Linked DNA regions of Homo sapiens: region 2 is linked to region 1. The links are chromatin contacts, found by Hi-C in ENCODE. All regions are on one chromosome and are shown on one strand. The core of a region is the stretch at or near the end of the contact, and the rest is flanking DNA. Distances in the headings are between cores, read along the strand shown.

Region 1 (4,823 bases), core at 2,324-4,823:
TAGATTTATCTGTGATGATACATAGAGTTCTAGCTCATTAATTTTCACTGCTGCATGGTACTCTCCTTTAAGAATATACTGGAATTGATCCATCCATTCTCTTGTTGATAAGCATTTAGATTCCTTCCAGTTTTCCACCATTAAAAAGTGCTGCAATATATATTCTTCTACATTTGTATACTGAAATTCTGATGGATGAACTCTCTTGATCATACCAGGGCCTCTGGTCTGAATATGTGTGTCCTTCCAAAATGCATATGTTGAACCAAGCCTCCAAGGTGATGGTGTTAGGAGCTGGGGCCTTTGGGGGGTGATTAGAGTAGGAGGGTGGAACCCTCATGATTGAGATGAGTGCCCATATAAAGGAGTCTCCAAAGAGCTAGCTAGCCATTTCTACCATGTGAGGGCACGGTGAGAAGGTACCATCTATAAACCAGCAAAAAGCAGCCCCTTAGCAGACACCAAATCTGCTAGTGCCATGACCTTGGACTTCTCAGCCTCCAGAACTATGAGAAATAAACTTCTATTTTTTATAAGCCATCCAGTTTACCATATTTTGTTATAGCAGCCCAAACAGACTAAGATACCAGGTTTTCTTCTAATTTCTATATATCTATGATAATATTGGACAGTTTTCTTCATTCATCAACTTTTTTCTGAGCACCTACTATGTGCCAAGCCCTGTGTCGGGTGCTAGGAACAGAGAAGTGGTTACAAGACACAGCTCTTGATCTCCAGGAGTGCTTGGGAGACCAAGCATCAACCTCTGTCAGATGGGCTGGGGGGATGCTGGGAGCTCACAGTAGGGCTCTAAATGGAGTGGCCAGGGAGCAAAGAGATGCCATGGATGATGGAGAAACACAGGGCTGTGGAGGTTATGACCAGCCTATCTTGGACACTGCACCCAAGCTCCTTGAATTCAAAGACCTCTTTCAGTGTATATCTGCCCCAGGACAAAGTCACAGTGACCCCTTGCAACTCCCTCTTCCCAACCTCATTCTCCCTTTCACATATTAATAGTAATGTGAGTTAGTTGTTTTTTGCCTGAAAAAAAAATCTGTGACAACTACACACACTTGAATTCCAGGGCTAGAATTCTCTCCAGCGCCCTGAATAAATGACATCCACACTTTGCCTTGGATATATACTGTCCATCTGGAATCATTATAATAACAGGTCATGGCTTGTGTGCATAATACATGTATGGTCGACACTATGGTAAACTGTCTGTATGAGCCTATCACTTAATCTGCACAAAATGCTTATAAAGTTAGAAATACTATTCTTTCAATTTTGTAGAAGATAAGGCCCAGAGAGGTTAATTAACTTACCCAACGTCACCCAGCTAGGAGATGGCAGAGCTGGGGCTCCATTCCAGGTCTGGCTGACTCCAGATTCCTTCATCTCAACCCTTTGAGCTCTGTCAGGATATGCCTGACATTTCTGAAGGCAAGTCCCCTTCTTTCCACAATAGAGCAATACCATCTAAGGGAAGTTACTTACCGCCTGACACAGCCCACTCACTACTCGCACATTCTCTCCACTTGCTCCAGCTACTGAGGAAATTAGAGCAAATCCTATTTTTAGACACTGTGGTTCAAATGACAGTGATGTATGGGGTAGTGACTCGTTTTATGAACATAGTTCGGAGGTGTCGGCGGATCTTACTGCTCGGAAACTCTCTTACATCACCCTGTTTTGCTCTTTATAATTTATTTCAAAGATCGCTTTGTTTCTTCTCCCTCCTCCGTGAGTCCTGCAACAGACTTCAGCCAGAAACAATAAAATTCTGAGCTGAAATAAAAGGCAATGAGAGAGGATGAGGCTTCTCTCAGAAACCTGAAACACAAATCATGTCAGGGATACATAGGGGTGGAGCACAAGCCCTTAGCAAAAATTAGAGTGTGCTCAATGGTTAGGACTAGAAAAAACAGACTTCATCCCTTCTTAGCAAAATTGATTGTGTGTGTGTTTTAGATGAAAATCCTAACTTTACTGCTTATTTTTTTATGGCTAATTATAATCTGCTAGTTTTGAAGGCCAGCAAGAGGGCTAAACAATGCTTGTGCAGAGCCCTGGCAACCTCAAGACAGGTAGGGATAAAGAGGAAGAACCGAAGAGGAGGGAGGGAGATGATTGACAGGAAGTGTACGGAACAAATGTGGAGGGCTTAACATGTGCTGCTGGGAACACCCACCCACTTTAATCAGTTTCATTCTCTTGTCAACATTAGAAGAAATCTTTAGTCCTATTTTACCGATTGGGCAACCAAGGCCAGAGAGGCTAAGTCATTTACTTTAGGACATACAGCTGGTAATTATGGAGTTAGGATTGCAAGATGCAGCAAAATAAAATAAAGGACATCCAATTATATTTGGGTTCTGAGTAAACAATGTAAAAAAAATAGTGAAAGTATATCCCATGTAAAATTTCAGACTTATACTAAAAATTTAACTGGGCATCCTGTATTTTACCTGGCAACTGTTGAGGAGATTCAAATTCAGTTCTCTTTGTTATTTCCCAGACACCCCTTACTATGGGACATATATAATACTGTAGAATATGTGATCAGTACCAGCAGATACTGGTTGAGTTCAGGCCTCAAGCTTTATATCTGCCATTTTGCTTGAAACCCTTTAATCCTTATATCACCTATCCAGTAGGTATTATCATTGTTCCCATTTTATGGATGAGGAAACTGAGGCTCCTTAAGATGAAATAACTTGGTCACGGTGACACAACCAGAAAGTACTAGAGCCCATGCTTGAACCCAGTTCTGTTTTGCTCAAGAATGGTCTCTCAAAAAAAAAAAAAAAAAAGAAACACAAAAAAACAAAAAACAGTTAAGATTTAACCCATGTACAGAAAAGCACTTGATATGTAAATGTACAGTACAACGACTTGTCACAAACACCTGTGCAGCCACCAGCCAGATCAAGAAAGAAAAGATGTCCAGCTCCCGTTAGATGCCCTGCCCCGTCATGAGAAGGGCTCTTCTGCCAGAGCTTCTCTGGGAATTCTTTGACTACGGGCATTACTGTCCCCATTTTACAGATGGGGACACAAAGGTTCAGAGAGGTGCTGTGACTTGCCCAAGGTCACAGAGATTGGAAAGCAACAGGCTCAGAGAGGGCGAGTGATCACCCAGAGGTTACACAGCTAAAACTTACCACCTGTTAAAACTACAAACTAAATACCAAAAACCGAAACTGCGCTTTATTGGGTGTTTACTATTTGTGAGGCACCGTGCTAAGCTTCTTGGTCGACAACAGTAGCAGCAGCAGCAAGCACTCTGCCATTTGGGGTGCATACTCCCCATGTCAGGCAGCTTGGCACTTTGCGTAATCCGCTCAGTGAATTTTTCCAGCGACCCTATGGTTTGGGCTTGGGTCTCGAACCCATTTTACAGAAGAGGACACTGAGGCCGGAAGGCTGAGGCCCCTGCCCGATATGCTCAGCCGGCCTGGCACCGGCTATGCCCGGCTCCCCGGGAGGCTGCGGGAGGGCCAGGTGGCATGCAAGGAGTTAAGCGGTAGGCAGTGCTGTGGCTCCGTGCGAGGAGCGCGCCGGGCTGAGGCGCGCTGCTGGTGGCGGCGGCGGCAGCGGCGCGGGAGCTAGGGCTGGAGACGTGAAGTCCAGGGGAGCGAGCAAGGCAGCCAAGGAGGCAGCGGCGAGGCAGCGAGAGAGAGCCAGGCGGCCGGAGCTCCGCGCCGAGCCGCAGCCGGTGCCCTGCGCGCACCGGGCCCGGGCATCTCCATCCCCGGGGCGGGTGCCCGCGCGGGGCCTCGCCGCGGCTCGGGGCACCCGCAGTGCCGCCCGCCCGAGCGCCAGGCTCACAGGAGCCCGGCTTTCACTTCCTCTCGCTTCCGCCCGCCTCCCTGGCTCGCCGGCTGGCGTCGCCACCGCCTCCTCGTCCCCGGCCACCGCTGTCGCCGCTGCTGCAATTCAAGGCGCACACTATCCCACTTTCCCGCTGGAGGCGCAGAGGATGCCCCTTGAGCCAGACCTGGAGAAATAGCCCCAGGGCCCGGCAGGAGGAGCCTTGGTGGCGAGAAAGGAAATCCAGGCTCCCCTTTCCTTAAAGCCACTGCAGCAGCTGGGAAGGCGCCCACAGAGCGGGCGCGCCAAGCGGGACGCGGGAGTCGCAGAGAGGGACCCCGGGCGCCTGCTGAGCTCAGCTGGCAGAGTTTGCAAGTGGCGGAGACCCTTCAGGTAAGGACTCAGGTGCCTGGACCTGGGAAGAGGGCTCCAGGAGGGAGCCGGGCGCGGAGCTGGTGCGAAATGTCTTCTGCCCCTAGATCTGGGCTTCGCTTTCCAGACGCTTCCCCGCAGGTTGGGGGCTCGTCGTCCAGAGCCCGGCGAGTGAGGAACCCAGAGTGGTGACAGCCCAGCTCTGCGTAGATGACAAACTTTCTCTCCTCTGGCAGAGGGTGGGACATTCCGGCTCATCCAGGCATCCTTCCTCTGGGCATTCCTGTGCCCCCTACAGGCATGCATTCAAGGGCTTCTCCCGCGGAGGTGGGCCAGCGGGGAGGCAGTGGGCCCCGTAAATTTGATTTATGAATCACCCTCTTTCTGGCCAGTGCAGAGTTCCAAGGGAGAGGGAGCTAGTCATATTTCCAAGTTGGCTGTAGAAGATGTTTCTTGGGGGTGATACTCTGGTGAATAAGGCTGCCTGTCATCTGATGCCAACAGCCAGAGCTGCCCAGGCAATGGGCTTTGTGTAGGGTGCCTTGCAGATTTGCTTATGTCCATTCTGGGGTGTGTGTGTGTGTGTGTGTGTGTGTGTGTGTGTGTGTGTGTGTGTAAAGAGAGAGAGGGAA
Region 2 (4,823 bases), core at 1,650-4,149, 210 kb after region 1:
GGTGGGTGCCTGTAGTCGCAGCTACTTGGGAGGCTGAGGCAGGAGAATGGCGTGAACCCGGGAGGCAGAGCTTGCAGTGAGCCAAGATTGCGCCACTGTACTCCAGCCTGGGCGACAGAGCGAGACTCCATCTCCAGGAAAAAAAAAAAAAAGAAACACTCACAATTATTCTAATGCAGGTGGTCTAGAGATTGCACTTTGAGAAGCTCTGAGTCTACTTCATAGCCTCGCAACTGGCGGTAATGTCTGCACCCATGTGGTGTAGCTCAAAGAGAATGAAATAAGCTTTTGGTTTTCTTGTACATCAGTGGGAATAAGAGCATTAATAATCCACTAAAGAAATCAATAATAATTTCCATTTGGCTCAGATGAGTGTCACAGGTATAGACAGGCACAGTGGAATAGAAATGATCATCAGAACAATAGCTAATGTTTATAGAGACCTTATTTTACAACAAATCCTCTGCTTACAGCTTTACTTGTATGATCTCATTTACTCTTTAGAATAATCTTATGAGGCAGTTACTGATCATATTCCCATTTTATAGATGAGGAAACTCAGGCACAAAGATGAGGAATAACTGATTCCATGTCACTCAGTTGGCAGGTGGCAGGCCAATTCAAGCCCACCCCCAGAGTGATAATAATATCAAATAATATCATCCTTATTTACAGATGATATTATTGTGGCCAGAGAGTGGGAGTACCTTGCCTAAGACCAAGGTGCCCCTTCTTGCACAATGTTCTACTCCCTTTTGTGGGGAGGTCTAGCATCAGAACTCTCCAGGCTTCTGTTTCCTAATCTGTAAAATGGGCATGTTAATAGTACCTTCATCATGTGGCCATGGTGAGGATTTGATAAAATCATCTCGAGAAAGTGGTTTGCAAACTGAGAGGAGTTATTAGGTAAACATCTAAGAGATGGGACTTCAGTCCAACTTCCCCCACCCCATTTTACAGATGGTGAAACTGACACCTGGTTACTTTATTTATTCCATGAACAATGACCCTAATATATGCTAGTTCTTGTGCAGGGGACTGAGGATGCAGAAAAAAAGTAATATCCCAGATCTGGCCTCTAGGGGCCTCCCGGCTAGAAGGAGAGACAGACAAGATGACTGGTCATTAGAACACGGTGTGGTAGGAGCCGTGATAAGGGAGGGATAGGCCCTGGGAGAGCCTAGCAGACAAGCCCTGACCCAGTGCGGGTAGGGGACTTCTCAGAACAAGTCAAGCCAGAGAAAGGCATGACTTGCCCAAAGTTAAGGTTATCTGTTCCCTGAAGTTTTGGGGGAGTCCAAAGAAGGCCCCTGTGCATCAAGAGATAACTCTCCTGTGGACCTCCCAAGTGTATGACACATCATCATTTGAGTGCCACTGGTTTAGGTTAAAGAAAAGGCCAAGCTGCCTCCTCCTGCACCAGAGGCCTGAATGACCCAGTCACACTCACCTCAGCAGCCAAGGCATTTAGAGGAATCTTACCTTCAAACCAGTTTGGAAGGGGCAGGAGATACAGCAAGAACCACAGAGAAGATTGGTCTTGAGAAGGAGGTAGGGGATGCAAAAGGGAAGTTGAGGGCTTTCCCTAATAGAAAAAGAAAGACTCAGAACCTGGACGTTCAGGCGTGTGACCTCAGACCAGTGATCTGGCATCTCTGAACCGCACAGGTCTGAGTGATTGGGCTTATATCAAGTAGTAGTTCCCTGATGTTGTAATGCTTATAATTTTGCCAAAGCTGGCTTGCCCATTTAAAATGGGCTATTCTGAAGACAGAGGAGGGAGTGGAATATTTTCAACAGAGAGTGCCGGCAAAGGTTTTGTGTCCTTTATATACAAAGAACCCTTAGATATCAATTGGAAAAAGATAAACATGCCCCCAGAGGAGAAAAAAATGGGAACAGACTTGAACAGGAGAGTCAGACTAGAAATGTGAAAAATAAGTTTATAAAAGAGAATCAACACTAACAAAGAAATGAAATGCCTATTGAAGCATCTAGATATTATTCTCGACTTCACATCAGGGAAAGTTTAAGGGATGGGTAGCAACAAGGTGGGTTTAGTATGTGAGAATACTGTGCCCTGGTATAACATCGTAGAGAGGTCAAGCTGCCACGGCCTTCCAGGGTGCAGTGTGACCAAAAGCTCAGAAGTCTTAAAAATAGGCAAACCTTAAATCTAGCAATTTCTAAAAGGTATTCATAAGACACACACACAAAGATGTCATACTAAATATTCATTGCAGCACTGTTCTAATAAAAAAAAAGAAGCAAATCTATTATGGAAAAGTCAAATAATCTTAAGATAGCCTTTCTATGCAGCCATGAAAAATGTATATTGGAAGAATATAGGTGATATGGAAAAAAGTTCACAATCTGTGGTTAAGCAGGTTACCAAACTAGATGTGGAAATCCACATTCATATATTTAGTTGTGTATCCTTGCTATTTCTTTAAACAATGAACATGCATTACTTTTGACATCTGAAAATAATAACAAAACTCTTCCTTTTAACAAATATGAAATTATAAAAAGAAACAAACTTTTCTCTCTGTTAGTATTCATTCCCCTTCCCTGGCCCCCCTCAGAAGACACCCAAGGCAAGTGTGTGATGATACCTTCCCTCTGGTCTCTGCCCGGAAGGTCTTCCTGAGGGTTCCCTGTGACTGCAGGCCACTCGAGGCTGTTGGGGAGACTTGCACACCCTGGCTTCTTTCTGCCAATCACAGGCTCCTCTGGCTGTGGCTGTTTGCCCAGAAAGCAGTTCATTCATTTGTTCATTCAAGATCCCCCTCTGAACCCCCAGAGCGCCGCAGCTGGAACACCCCTATCACCCGGAGGCTTCCCAGGGAGCCTGCTCTGTCCTGAGCTCCCTGCTGGCCGCCGGGGCTGCTTCCCTGAATGGGACTGGGACAGAACTCAGCCAGAGAAACAGCTGGAGGGAGGAGAGCAGGAGGGAGGGGCAGGAAACTGGGCTGACCTAGGGCGGGGGCGGCTAGCTGCGTGGAGAGGGGGCTGCGAGGGGAGGGTGCCCCTACCAGCCGGGGACTGGGCTTGTGGGTGGCGGCGGGGGCCCGCTGGGGACGACCCGCCCCTCTGGCAGCCTCTTGCAGCCGGGGAGCCGTGCCCACTGAGCGCAAACAGGGAGCACATCTGAGCACCCGGCTGCTGGGGGAAGTGCAAGCGCCTCTGCTCCCGGTGAGGGGCTCAAGCTCCACACTGACCGAGAGATTGGCTGCCTCTCACCCTGGGCCTTTGCAACGCTGTTCCTCCCACCTGGATGCTATTCCTGCCCTAATTCGTGGCCCGATGGTCTCCTACTGCCTCTTCAGGTCTCAGGTTGAAGGTCACCTCCCAGGGAAGCCTTCCCCAACCCTCGGGGGCTGCTGTGCCCCTCAGGGTCACCCCATCACCTCACTGATGCAGTGCTGTCCTTGCCTGTTAAGATGTCTCTCTCCTTGCACCGAGAACTCCTTGCACCAGGAACTCTGTAGGGAAAGAACTGTATTCTGTTCCCTGCCCTAACCAGGCGCTAAGTGCCTGGTTCATCGGCTGTGTGGTCACCATCATTAGTGGAATAATCAAAACAACCGACAGCCAGGCAGCGTGCTAGGCGATGCGTACTTACTCTTCACGGCAACCCTAGATAACAGGAATTATTACTACTCCAGTCTTACCAATAAGGAAACTGGGGTACAGAGAGATTAAGTCACTTGCTCAAGACCACACCGCCAGCAGCTGACAGAGCTGGGATTCCAACTATGTTGTCTGGCTCGGAGGCCCACCCTTGGCCTCCAGACTGAAGAAATAACAGAAGTGCCCATGTGGGCCCCTGTGCCAAGTGCTTCCATGGAGTAAGCCGTGTGAACCACCACCCACGTCGGGGGGGCATCACTTGCCCATTCTACACATGAGGATGCTAGGGCCACAGAGCAGAAGTCGTTTTGCCCAGGGCGCCAAGCTCATGCTGACCGAGCCATGGCTGGATCTGAGTCTGTCTGATTCCAAAGCCAAGACTGCCTACGACTGCCTAAAATAATATTTTTAGAAAGAAAAAGAAAAGGGAAGGGCAGGGGAGGGGAAGAGAGGGGAAGGGAGGAGAAGAAAGAAAGGAAGAAAAGGGAGGGCAGGGAGGAAGGTAATGGGGAGGAGGGGAAGGTGAAGGGAGAGGGAGATGGGGAGGGAGGGAGAGAAGGAGAGAAACCTGTGTTTTGGGCCTCAAAGTCTTGGGCAGGTGGAGGACTATGTCCTCATCGTCTGATCAGCCTTAGAACCCCACCGACCTCTCCCCACCATCCTCAATCCTTTAATTCAGTGAGCTTTACACTTAGAAACCATCTAATTTCATTCTTCCATTTCACAGATAACTTGAAGCCCAGAGAGATTGAGTCTCTTGCCTGAGGTCACACAGGTCTCTATAGTCAGAAGTCAGGCCCAGTCTACCCAACTGTCTTCCTTGCTCTCTTCTTCTTTGGGCTTATCTAGGGAACAAAACATCATATCGAAACACTTACTGTACAGATGAGAACACTGAACCCAGAGGAGGCAAGGGACTCACCCAAGGTCACCCAGAAGTTAGTAATTGTATTGGTCCGTTCTCACACTGCTGTGAAGAAATACCCAAGACTGGGTAATTTATAAAGAAAAAAGGTTTAATTGACTCACATTTTCGCATAGCAGGGGAGGCCTCAGGAAACTTACAATCATGATGGAAGGTACCTCTTCACAGGGTGGCAGGAGAGACAATGAGTGCCAGGCAAAGGGGGAAGCCTCTTATAAAACCATCAGATTTCATGAGAACTCACTCACTATCATGAGAACAGGAT

Evidence for each region. Hi-C counts contacts between places; a loop is a spot of excess contacts on that map. Pooled maps may share reads with other maps.
Region 2: a map of ascending aorta shows a loop between it and region 1 (2.1-fold over the local background). The contact joins the promoter of CMKLR1 here to the promoter of WSCD2 in region 1. A Hi-C loop is called at or near these places in 1 of 168 maps with a recorded cell type or tissue (ascending aorta) and 3 of 50 pooled maps.

The regions. Positions count from the first base shown.
Region 1 is chr12:108,125,715-108,130,537 of GRCh38, forward strand. It overlaps WSCD2 (WSC domain containing 2), which reads left to right and starts at 3,574. Exons shown (of 9, transcript NM_014653.4): 1 at 3,574-4,212. RefSeq lists a silencer at 3,795-3,884.
Region 2 is chr12:108,336,412-108,341,234 of GRCh38, forward strand. CMKLR1 (chemerin chemokine-like receptor 1) reads right to left here and starts at 2,900. Exons shown (of 4, transcript NM_001142343.2): 1 at 2,616-2,900. RefSeq lists an enhancer at 2,333-2,956 and a silencer at 3,064-3,183.